Regions from separate parts of the Homo sapiens genome. Here region 2 is linked to region 1. Evidence: chromatin loops called from intact Hi-C (ENCODE). Cell type or tissue: Calu3. All regions are shown on one strand. Links, peaks and the distances in the headings refer to the core of each region. The heading gives the core; the rest is flanking DNA.

The links. Hi-C counts contacts between places; a loop is a spot of excess contacts. Peaks named below come from ENCODE experiments on the same cell type or tissue, not always from the same donor. Only the 100,000 strongest peaks of a DNase experiment are listed, where the experiment ranks them.
Region 2: a loop joins it to region 1, with 5 times the contacts of the local background. A loop is called at or near these places in 3 of 110 quality-filtered maps.

The regions. Positions count from the first base shown.
Region 1 is chrX:38,803,666-38,809,038 of GRCh38, reverse strand. MID1IP1 (MID1 interacting protein 1) reads right to left here. Exons shown (of 3, transcript NM_021242.6): 2 at 4,626-5,373; 3 at 2,507-4,356. The coding sequence starts at 4,092. The coding sequence ends at 3,541. MID1IP1-AS1 (MID1IP1 antisense RNA 1) reads left to right here and starts at 5,156. Exons shown (of 2, transcript NR_046706.1): 1 at 5,156-5,306. RefSeq lists a silencer at 4,824-5,043 and an enhancer at 4,846-5,373. In Calu3, for the core only: no CTCF peak of the experiment used is centred there; DNase peaks (open chromatin) are centred at 3,128, 4,298, 4,928 and 5,288.
Region 2 is chrX:39,015,186-39,020,558 of GRCh38, reverse strand. It overlaps LOC124905177 (a long non-coding RNA gene), which reads right to left. Exons shown (of 2, transcript XR_007068213.1): 2 at 937-1,330. Among named protein-coding and RNA genes, the nearest start is that of MID1IP1-AS1, 210 kb to the right of the region's middle. In Calu3, for the core only: a CTCF peak has its summit at 3,287 (motif pointing right); DNase peaks (open chromatin) are centred at 3,288 and 3,818.

The sequences.
Region 1 (5,373 bases), core at 298-5,297:
TTACTCCTAGGTCAGAATCACTGTTTATATATAAAAAGTCTCTTACATGAAGAAATATTTTCAAAAATAAAGTTAATAATTGATAACTCTTTAGAGTTTAGTTTTTCTATCTACATGTACTTTTCTGTATTATATATACTGCAATAATATTCCAAAAACAACTTTCAGTGAATGTCCCCAAAGTTCTTGCTATCACTTGCCCAAACTGTGATTTTTTAATTTTTATTTATTTATTTATTTTTGGTTTTAAGTCAAGTTCTCCTTCATGGCTTTGAGAAAGGAAATAATTTACTTGTTGCTTCACGTATGTAATTAAAATTATGCTTTTCCTTAAAATGGACATATTGTCCTAAGCCTCATATATTCACGAAGAATGTAGGGTGGGGGCAGAAATGGAGACACGAAACAACATTTAGTTTAAGAGAGAAATGTGCAGGTCAGCAGGCCCAAACCCCCACAGGCAAGCAAACGGACAAAACCAAGAGTAACATGAAAGGTTTTTAAGCATGAATTGAGGAACAGAAGCAGCAGAGGAGATGATTGGAGCAGCATTTGTTTCCCCCCCCAATCTAGAAATTTTATTTCCTGTGTACACTAGCCAGTGGTTGTAAACAACCATTTAATTGGTGTAAAGAACTTAATTTCAATATAAAGTGACTCTGGGCAGCATTGGTGATGCCGTTTCCGAGTTGTAGCCACTGTAATTGTGAATATTAACTGAGATAGTGAAACATGGTGTCCGGTTTTCTATTGCATTTTTTCAAGTGGAAAAGTTAACTAAATGGTTGACTCACACAAAGTGGTGGAGAAATTGTGCATATGTCATTTTTTTGCTAAAACCTTTTGTTTCAAACTATACTGCTTTAAGATCTCATTTCAGAAGGGCATAGTCTTCAGCCACAGTTGTGATGGTTGTAAATGCTCATAATTGGGCATTCTTAGGGTTTTTTCCATCCCTGGGGTTTGCATGTTGTTCACTTAAAGCATTCCTAAAATGGTTGGCTTCTGGTTTGCAAGCCAGCTGATAATGGTAGCAACCAAAGACTCCAGGGTGTAAGCATATGAAAGACTCTGCTTGCTTGTGCTAGAAATAACAGCATCTAAAGTGAAGACTTAAGAAAAAACTTAGTGGCTACTAGACTATCCTTAGGACTCTGCATTAACTCTATAATGTTATTGCTTTTTTTAAGCATATTTGTCAGAGTAGTCAATATGTTAAAACTGAACATGTATGAAAGTTGCTTAGATAAATGTAATCACTGTAAACATCAAAAAAGAGAGAAACTTGTAAAGCATTTCAGCAGTGCCTAAAGAAAATTTTAAGCCTCAAACACTTTATATATAATCTCATTTAATTCTCACTGCAACTCCATGAAGCAGTGTAGTTATTTTTATGCCTGATTACTAATGTGGCAACAGGCATGAAGTTAAATGCACACAATTAGTAGCAAGAGGATTTGCACAGTTTCTGGCTCCAAAGTCTTTGAAAGTCTTTGTGTTTCTACCATGCAGCTTTTTTCTTTTTTTCAGTTTCCTTTATTTTTTGCTTGCACTTTGATATTTTAAAGGGGACACGAGACAAGAGGCTGTATGCCTTACTTTTGGTGCTGCCTAGCTTATCTTTATACAAATTAAAGATTAACTTTCTCTGGCAACTGGCAAGCACCCATCTTGACACTTCCACATTTTTTTTCACTGCTGCTAAAAGCTGATAGACTTGAACTGCCCCTGCCCGCCAGCACCACAAAACATTTTGCTTGTTTTTTAAGACCGCTAACTTATATGTATTTTAAATTCAAGCCCTACGAGCTTAGAGAATGCCTCATGACTTCAACAAGTTGATCTGACATTTATACCCCAAAACAAATAATGAAATAAAGAATATGCAGAGCACATTCTTTTACCTTTCCCACCATCCCAGCAGAGCATCATAATGGCACCTAAGCATTCCCAAGGGCTCCACAGCAGCCTTGATCAGAACTGCTGTCCACAATTGCAGACTGGCTCACTGAAAAACTGGAAGCATTACTGGACGCCGCTCAACAAAGCTTAGCCCTTTTTGGAACTAGTGAAAGAAGTCATCGATCATGTTGTAATGCATTTAAATGTCTACTCAGATAAACATAAAAACCTGTAAGGTGTGTGCACTAGGATTAGCTGGTCTTCCCTTCTAATTTTCACTTCTCAGTAACCAAGTGAAATTTCAGCCTTGTTTTTATGCCTCAAAACACTTTAGCTTGTGCTTGAGCTTCTTAAAAAATTCAAAATGTTAATTACGCACTCCAATAAGTTAGCCAAATTGGTTGAAAGATACAATATATGTACCTTCCCAAATATTTTAAATATTTCTGAACTTTTTGTTGAGATGTATGGTCTTATCTTGGTACTGAATTAGAAATAAAGTTTGGAAGTAAATTTTGTCAGTACCTAGTTCCCAAACAAAGCTAAATACTTGCACAGATGAATATCCACCACCATGAAATACCAGAGAGAACACAAAATTTACTTTTGCTAGTAAATCAATTAAATTGATTTTTATTTAATGACGAAACCATTCATTGGCAGATTAATGAGGACCAGACGCTTGTCCAATTTAGTTGACACATTTGCTTTTTTATTTTTTAGAATATAGTCTACATCTGGATTAAAAAAAGTTTTAAATAAATTTAAGACATACAACAACAGTGGAACCCTTCATCATTCTATGTACAACACGATAGAATGTCAGTTGGTTCCATTTCGGTTAAGTCCACTTTCTCATAATAATGTTATTATTTTCACTGAGTGGCAAGCTACGTACAAGCTGGCGAAATGCCAGCTTATACACACTGGGGTGGGGGTGGGGACGGGAGTGGCACGAAAGGGATGGGGTGGGGGTGCCATAGGACTACTATACAGTGTAACAGAAAATCATTAATAAAGTAGTACCGATTACCGACAGACAGTGCTGTTTGTGCGCTTATCACAATGGAATCGCTGAAGTTTCAGAGCAAGGAGGAGATTCGAAATACTTCACACAGGGCCAATGTTACAAAAAGAAATAGTGCAAACAGGAAAACTGATGCAATCCTAGCAACGCCTGGGCCTCCACCGGCCCAACCGCAGGGCGGCGGGAGGCTACGCGCCCCGCCTTCCCCAGCACCCAGCTCCGGGCTGCTTTCCCAAGTGTGGCAACCCAGCGCCGCGCCCTGGTATGGCCCCTTCTCGGGCCCTCTCCTCCGAAAAGAACAGAAAAGAAACCCCAGGAAAGGCACAGGCTGAATGCAGGGCGTCAGCCCAGTCCCATTCCCACCAACATAGAATGCAGGCCCCCTCCCAGGAGGTTCCTTGGGCCCTCCCATCTCCGGCCACCATTTTCTTCTCTCTCACACGTGGCCCCCTCCTCCACGCAGCCCCACCGCGCCTCCTGCACGTACGCAGCCCCCCAGTTTGCAGTCTGCCCTTCCCGCCCCCCAGCCAGGAAAAAAAAAAAAAGCTTTGAGGAATGAGAGAGGGTGAGATGGGTCGAAGAAGGTGCTGGGCAGCCACGGGCGCCACGCCTCAGTGGCCCCAATTGCCGAAGCCGATCTCCTGCTTGTATCTGTTAGTGAGGATGTTGGCTTTGCGCGTGAGTTTCGAGAGCACAGTGTGCAGCCCGCGCAGGTGGTAGTGGAACTGCTGTTCCAGGTCTTCTTCGCCGGCGTCCGCACCCTCCAAGTGGCCCAGGTCCACCAGGATGTCCTTGGACTTCCAGGCACTGCCCTCCTCGCTCCCAGCCGGTGGAGGCGGCTGGTGCAGGACCCCCCACTCGATGTCGTTGCGGATGGACTTGAGAAGCACGTAGTGGCTGTACATGTCCCGAGAGGGCGCGAAAAAGCTGCCATTGGCGCTTCCCGAGTCGGGGACTGGGGGCGTGCGCTCCTCCAGGCAGCCGCCACTGCCGCCTACCTCCACGCCAACATCGTTGTCTAACCCGGGGTCAGCCAGGGGCACGTCGCGCAGCAAGCTGGGCACCATCACCGTCTGGTCCATGTTGTTCACGGCGCCAATGAAGCGATTCATGGCGTTAAAGAGCGAGTGCTTCTGGTTGTAGGTGTCGCAGATTTGCATCATGGTGGCCGCGCGGACGTTGGAGCGCAGGGACGCAGGGGCACGGGGATGGTCGGCCGGGTCAAGGGGATGCCCGCCTTCACGCGCTCTCCAAGGCCCGCGCTGGGGGCCTGGCTATAGCCGGTGTGGCGGGATTCCCGGCACTCCTCCGCCCTCGCCAACTCTCGTCTCGCTGGCAGACCGGCCCTGCGGGATGGGCGGCTTCTCCTGGCTTTGGCGCCCGGAAACTCGCGATGGCTGAGGGTGCTCTGTGGGTCGAGCCCTGGCCTGTTTGATACACGGAGACGAAAGAACAGATTAGATTATTCACCCTGCTAGGGGGCCTGGCGCCCTTGCCCGCGCGCACCCCCTTCTCTGGCTACAGCTCGTCCGGGACGGCGCCTGGGTGGCTCCCCGCGGCTGGGCAGTCCCACCTCCTCGCCCACCTACGGCCGCGGGGAGAAGGGTGTCCCCCCACCACCACAACTTCTCCCTCCGAAAAGCCTGAGCTCAAGCAACCAAGCTGGCCGGGGCAGCGATGGGGCGTGGGCACCCACCTCCTCTTGCGCCTTGAGACTCTCCTGCTCGTTGGCAATTCAGTGTTCTCGCTGCAAGCGGCTGCTACGCAAGGGCGCTGCTGCGGTCAGTGGCTGGACTGTGACTGCGGACGGCGGTGACTGCGTTGGCCCCCTACCCATCCCAGGTGCTCAATTTATAGTCCAGGAAAGGTGTCGCCGGCGCTCAGGGCCACCCCTGGTGTCTCCTCCTCCCGCCTCCCCCGGCAGCACCGAGATAAAAGGCCCAGGCCGGGATGACCGCGAGTAACACTCGCCCGGCCCTTTCTACAGCGGGGGCGGGGCGCGCCGGGCCAGCTCCGCCTCTCGCCTGATACCCGGGCTGAGGGAGGGCGCCGGGGCAGGCCAGGGCAGGGCAGGGCAGAGCAGAGGAGGAGGGATTGGAGCAGCTGGACCCCGCCAGCACCAAGCCCTGGGCAGGCCAGATGAGGAGGGCCGGGCACAGCGAGGGTCAAAAAGGCGTCGGCGTCCGGACCGACTGGAGGGTGGGGCTGGCATGTGGGGGCTGGGCGGGCCTTGCGCGCGCTCCCCGCGTGGGATGACCAGAATGCACGTGCCTTGGTTGCAGAGTGAGCCCCTCAGCCCCGAATCTGGAGTGGCCGCGGCCGGGAAACAGGAACCCGGGTTTATTATTAGCCGTCGGGGAAGAGGGGCCGGCAGCAGGTACAACTCCATCCTGGGACTCTTACGTAATAAAGGGTGACCGGGCATGCTGGGTGCACGTGGACGC
Region 2 (5,373 bases), core at 233-5,232, 210 kb before region 1:
ACTATGCATTTGGAGTCTCCATGTTACATACAAGGAAACAGAGGCTGAGAGGCATGCTTACCGCAGAACAAAGCCAGAACTGGAGTCCAAAGTCCCGGTACACTTTATTGCTTGCTACCTGGAAGCCAGTCTAACTCCCTGACCCTAAATCCTACAAGATGGCCTCTCCTGATGGAAGTTGAGTTGGGTATGGAATGGCTGACCCTCTGAGTGGAGAGGGCTAGAAAAAATCCAGCTCATCCCCAGCCAGCAAATATGATTGCACCAGAAGCCACAGACCTCATGAGGCTGGCCTCCCTCCGTTTACACCACAGAGCTACCAGGCAGGGACAGCTGCTAACTTCCCCCTGTTTGTGTGTCTGTTCTCTGCTGTTCCCTGCAGCAAAAACCCAAGACAACTCTAAAGGTCGAGAGCACTCACCTTAGGGGGCAAGTAGGGATTTGGGTTCAGCAGCTGTGAGCTACGGAAACATGGGTATCAACTCTGAATGAAAAGGTTACAACGTTGGCACAGGGGGCATGCCTGGCCCATGAGGAAGGAAAGAAAGATTGCCTTGGGTTGGAGACCACATTGTCCAACAGAAACTGCCTTCCAGCACTCAGAAGTCTCCTTGGTGCTTTCCTCACAAACTATCAATCTGCTGCCCATGATGTTTGAAAGCAAAGCAGTTCAGTGTTTAAAGACCTAAGCTGGGGTTTGGGAGACATGGGCTTCATCCAGTCCTGTGACTTCCTTTAAGACTTTGGACAGGCCATGCTCCCGTTCTGGGATTCAGTATCCTCCCCCATAAAATAAGGGAGTTGAATTGGGGTCCCTGAGCCCTCTCCCAGCCCCACTAGCCCTCATGGTCAAGGTTAGCTCTAAGACCTGCATGTGGGGCCTGCCTGAATCCACCACAGCTCACAGACATTATTAGAACAGAAGTCCTAGTCGGATTTCATTTTTCTTCCAAGGCTGTTTATTGCCTAACAAAATGTACTTAGTGGTAAATTCGTGACTGTGATGTTAAACGTAGGCTACAAAACCAGAGACAAAAAATATAGTTAGGGGAGGGGTGTGCAGCACAAAGCCAGAAGAGGGAGAGTTATGCAGAGGGTGGGGAAGCCTCGAATTCACAGGAGCATCTCATAAACACAGGCACCGTTGCTTATTTATGCACATCCTATGCCCTGTCTGAGTTCCGCGTGGTCTCCACTTCTTGTTAGCTTTTCAGCTGCACACCAGGCCCCAGCTGGTAGTGGCTAATTGCAATCAGCAGGTGAGAAATGTAGGTTCTCCGAAAAGGAATTATCTCCAGCACTGGGAACCATTCTGGGAAATGTAACAGACCTGGGAAGAGAGGGGGAGATGTTTAAAACCTGAACTTCTGTGAAAAGCATTAATTGAAAAAGACAGCACCGCGCACCAGGAACCCATGACTTGCTCGCCTGAAAATATAATGAAGCGACTTAGCGTGGAAGGAAAGATGGGGGAGCATTTCCATTTCTGCACAAACAGCTCCTGCCTTGTGCACACAAGCCCTGCCTGCCCTCTTTTTCCAAGAGCCCCAGGGAGCACAAAGGTTTGTTCTTGTAATTTCATGGTTACCTTTACATTTTTTTCTGCGCGAGTAAAATGACTTCACCAAACTAAGGACTTTTTATTTATTTTTTAAAGACAGACTGCATGCAATCTACTGTGTAGCTGAATGACTTGAGGAAGTAAGTTCGAAGTGGGTTCACAGTGTCTCGAGGTCACTGAATACCAGGTGTTCATTCAGCCTAGTGCCAAGTAAGAGAGTGGGACATGGGTGTAGCCATATACCCTAAAATGTTCAGCTACTTGAGGAAGTGAGCCCCGAGTCAGGGAGCAAAGTCCTGGCTGGAGGCTCATCTGTGTCCCCAGCCCTAGGCTGCTCTCTGTGGCTCCTGTCAGAAGCACCTAGGGACAGGAGAAGGACCTGGGTGGCCTTCATAGGTTTTACTGCCTGGCCCTATAAAAACCCACCTGCTCACCCACAAAATTGGCTTCTCTCTGTGTGTTATCAGGAAAGGGAGTGAAAACCATACCAGAGGGGTGATTTGAATTTCATTTTCTCAATATGTCCCCCATGGGGAACGCTGTGTGGTGTGCATGCTGATTCAAAGAAAATTGTCTCTGCTCACAGGGGTTTAAGGCCAGTCATGGGCAGCTCACATTGCATAGGGCTGTGGGGCGCCCTGAAAACCACCTGGGGGGGGCACACAACCAGGGGACTGGCCCAGCCACCTTTATGGAGAGGCTGCCCCTCTCCATTTGGGCAGGCCCCAGAAGCCCTGAGGACTGCTGTATCATCATCTATAAAATGAGCGAATTGAATGCCACGACCCTTCACCTCACTTCGCCTCTTGGATTCCATAAAAGGCAAGTGATAAGATGTGGCTTCAAATACAAAAGATTCGCTCCCCAAAATAAATGTTGCCTGGGGTTTGGGGGAGGGTGGGTGGCTTTGTTGTTTCTTCCTTTTGGTTGTTTGTAGGACAAAGGGGAGGGGGAGGTTAGGCTCCGGAGCCGATCTCAGAAAGAACCACAGTCCCTGGTGGGAGGTCAGACTAAGGACAGATACTCTGATGAGGCCAGGGAATCTTTGTCCACCTGCAGTACTCCCCCTCCTTCAACTCCCCAGCCACCTCACGGGCCAAAGGAATGTCAGAGGAGAGATTAAAGTCTCAAGGGGAGGAGATAAAGAGGCCTCGAGACCTTCAGCCTTGGAGCCAAACCCCAGGCTTTGTGATCAAAAGACAAATAAACAGCAATTCCCACCGGGTCTCTCAAATCTGCTGAGCGGCACAAATGTTTCCTCTTTATAAACAAGCTTACCTGGAGAAGGCAAAGAAAACCAGACCCTGAAATCCCACACCGTTTTTGGCAGACCCCTTAGGAGAAACTGCTGCAGACAGCTTATCAAGTGCCTTTCTTATATCGCTTCGAAATAAGATGTCCAAATTTGATCATAAACTGCAAACAAATGGAATCAGCCCACTCTTCATACGAGCTTCCTCATCCTGACACAGGGAAGGTTTCAAGTATGAGAAGGTTTACAATTAGAAGCCGCCAGAAGGATTTCAGAGGCCACTGGATCAGGAAGATGAGCAGAGAGAGTAGATCGCCTGTGGCCTCTTTTCAACAAATATTAGGCTCTGTACTGCCAACTTGAACAATTCTAGGGGGCACTATTCACATTGAAGTCTATAAAGCTGTGTTCCAGGGGGCGTCATTCAACAGGGAATGCAGTGCCAATGGTGTCCTGTGGAGTGAAGAAAGGCAAAGGCCACAATGAGTGCCCGCTAGGTGCCACCACTTGGATACACCAGAGTACATATAAAGCAAATCTCTGCCCCAGTGACACTTACCCTCTCATTAGTAAGTTATGTAGGAAGGTAGACGGCAATGCCCACTATAGTAAAACTACATTAGCATGGAGAGTGGGGAGGGTTGCAATTTGTAGTAGGGTGGTCAGGCAAAAGTTCCTGAAGGTGAAGTTACTTTAGAGCAAAGATGTGAAGAAATGAGAGAATGAAGCCTGCCAGAAGGCTCTCTAGGGTAAGAGGGACCCAGGTAGAGAGGACAGTGAGCACAAATGTCTTAAGGCAAGAGCATGCCTGGTAGAGCCAAAGTGTACCATGGGAGCCAGTGGAGCTGAAGTGGAGAGGCTGTGTGTCTCTGCAGGTCCTAAGTGTGGTAGAGAATCACAGAACATTATAGCTGGTGCCCTCACTGCTCCATCAGCCTGCTCTGCCAGGCGGGGATCTCAGTAGCCACCTCGCAGGGTTCATAGGACTCCTTAGTTCTCCATTAACTAACACCTAGTCTCAGATACAGTCTCGTTTAATTAATAACCAACTAGGAGTAATGCCCCACCCCTCTGAGTCCTTAGCTCACCTGCATTTCAATGAGGGTGGCTGTAAAGACAAATCAGTCTTCAGACCTCAAGCAGCAATCTTGGAATGCTGTGAGAGGACTGAGAGATGCTGAATTCTCCCTGCTTTGAAGTGCTGGGTACCTAAGACCATGGGGTCTCCCACACAATCCCCTGCCACCATCTTCTGAGCAGGGCTCCTCATAGTGCATCTTGGAGATGGAGACACGCAGAAAGAGAGAGGGTGACTTAAGGTGTCCCTCACCAACTCCCTCAGGCTTACTGCAGAGACAACACCCTCTTTCTTCTCCAATCTCACCATACACAGAGTGATTGAATGAAAGTTTGCCTGACCCTCCCCCACCACCTTTTCCCACAAGAAAGTGGAGTAACCAATGGAGAAAATGAACTGCATCTTGGACTCATCTGATTTTGCTCAGAATCTCTGGCTCAAGCATCTAGGATTGATTCGATCTCTGTCATACTTACGTACCCAAATGCCCTGACACAAAGAGTAATGCAAGCAGTGTCTACCCTGCGCAATGTGAGACGGGGCTTGAGGGGGTGACCCAGGCATTTTGATGACAAGTTTGTGGCTGAGCACCCAGAAGATTTCTTTGGCCAGAACCTCCTCATTTGCTTTCCAGCATTTATCAACACCAGCAATGTGCCGTGCAGACAGAGCCTCTAAGCAGAGGTGACACTGGAAGCAGGAAGCCTGTTGTCCTGGAAGCCTGGGGCACCTGGGTTCCACTGCAAGGCTGTGTGATTGTATCAGTTAAGGTTCAGTCAGAGAAGCAGAAACCACCATGAGGCTCTAGAATGAGGGCCTTATGATAGGGACTGAACCTTCCACAGGTGTAGAATCTGATTAAGCAGTCTATGTAGGTCTGCTGCTCTGCATCTAGCTTTGATCCTGAACACAGTAGAGTTGGCTGTCAGGAAGGAGAGATGCACATGAAGTGGGGGAGAACATGGACAAACTAGAACCCACCCTGGACAGATGAAAACCCCATCAGTTTCTCACCATCTTCAACTTTACTGATGCAGGTGACCTGCAGGCTAGGCCGGTGCCCTTTACCAATATAGTTGCACACACGCCCAGCCTTGGGACCCCAGAAAGCCAAGGTAGGAGGCCTGGATGGGACTGAAGGGGTTGCAGGCCTGGCTGTCACCCACATCAGCAAGGTAAGCCTTCAGATCAGTGATGACACCTGTGAGCTGCAACAGTGCCCACTAGCCCTTCTCCTGACAGTCAGAGCATAGGCATGACTGCTGCTTCACTTCCACCCACAAATTGCACACAAATTTCTCTTCTGGCCAACTCCAACCGGAGATAAAAAAGAAAGGAATTCTGGGAAACACAGTTCCAGCTTAGCTACTACAGTACAAAGCCACCACAGTGACTTTGACATCAAACCTCAGTTTCCTTGCCTGTGACATCTAGGGGTTGGCCTAAAGAAAACTGTTTGGGGTATCCATCATACAGGGAGCA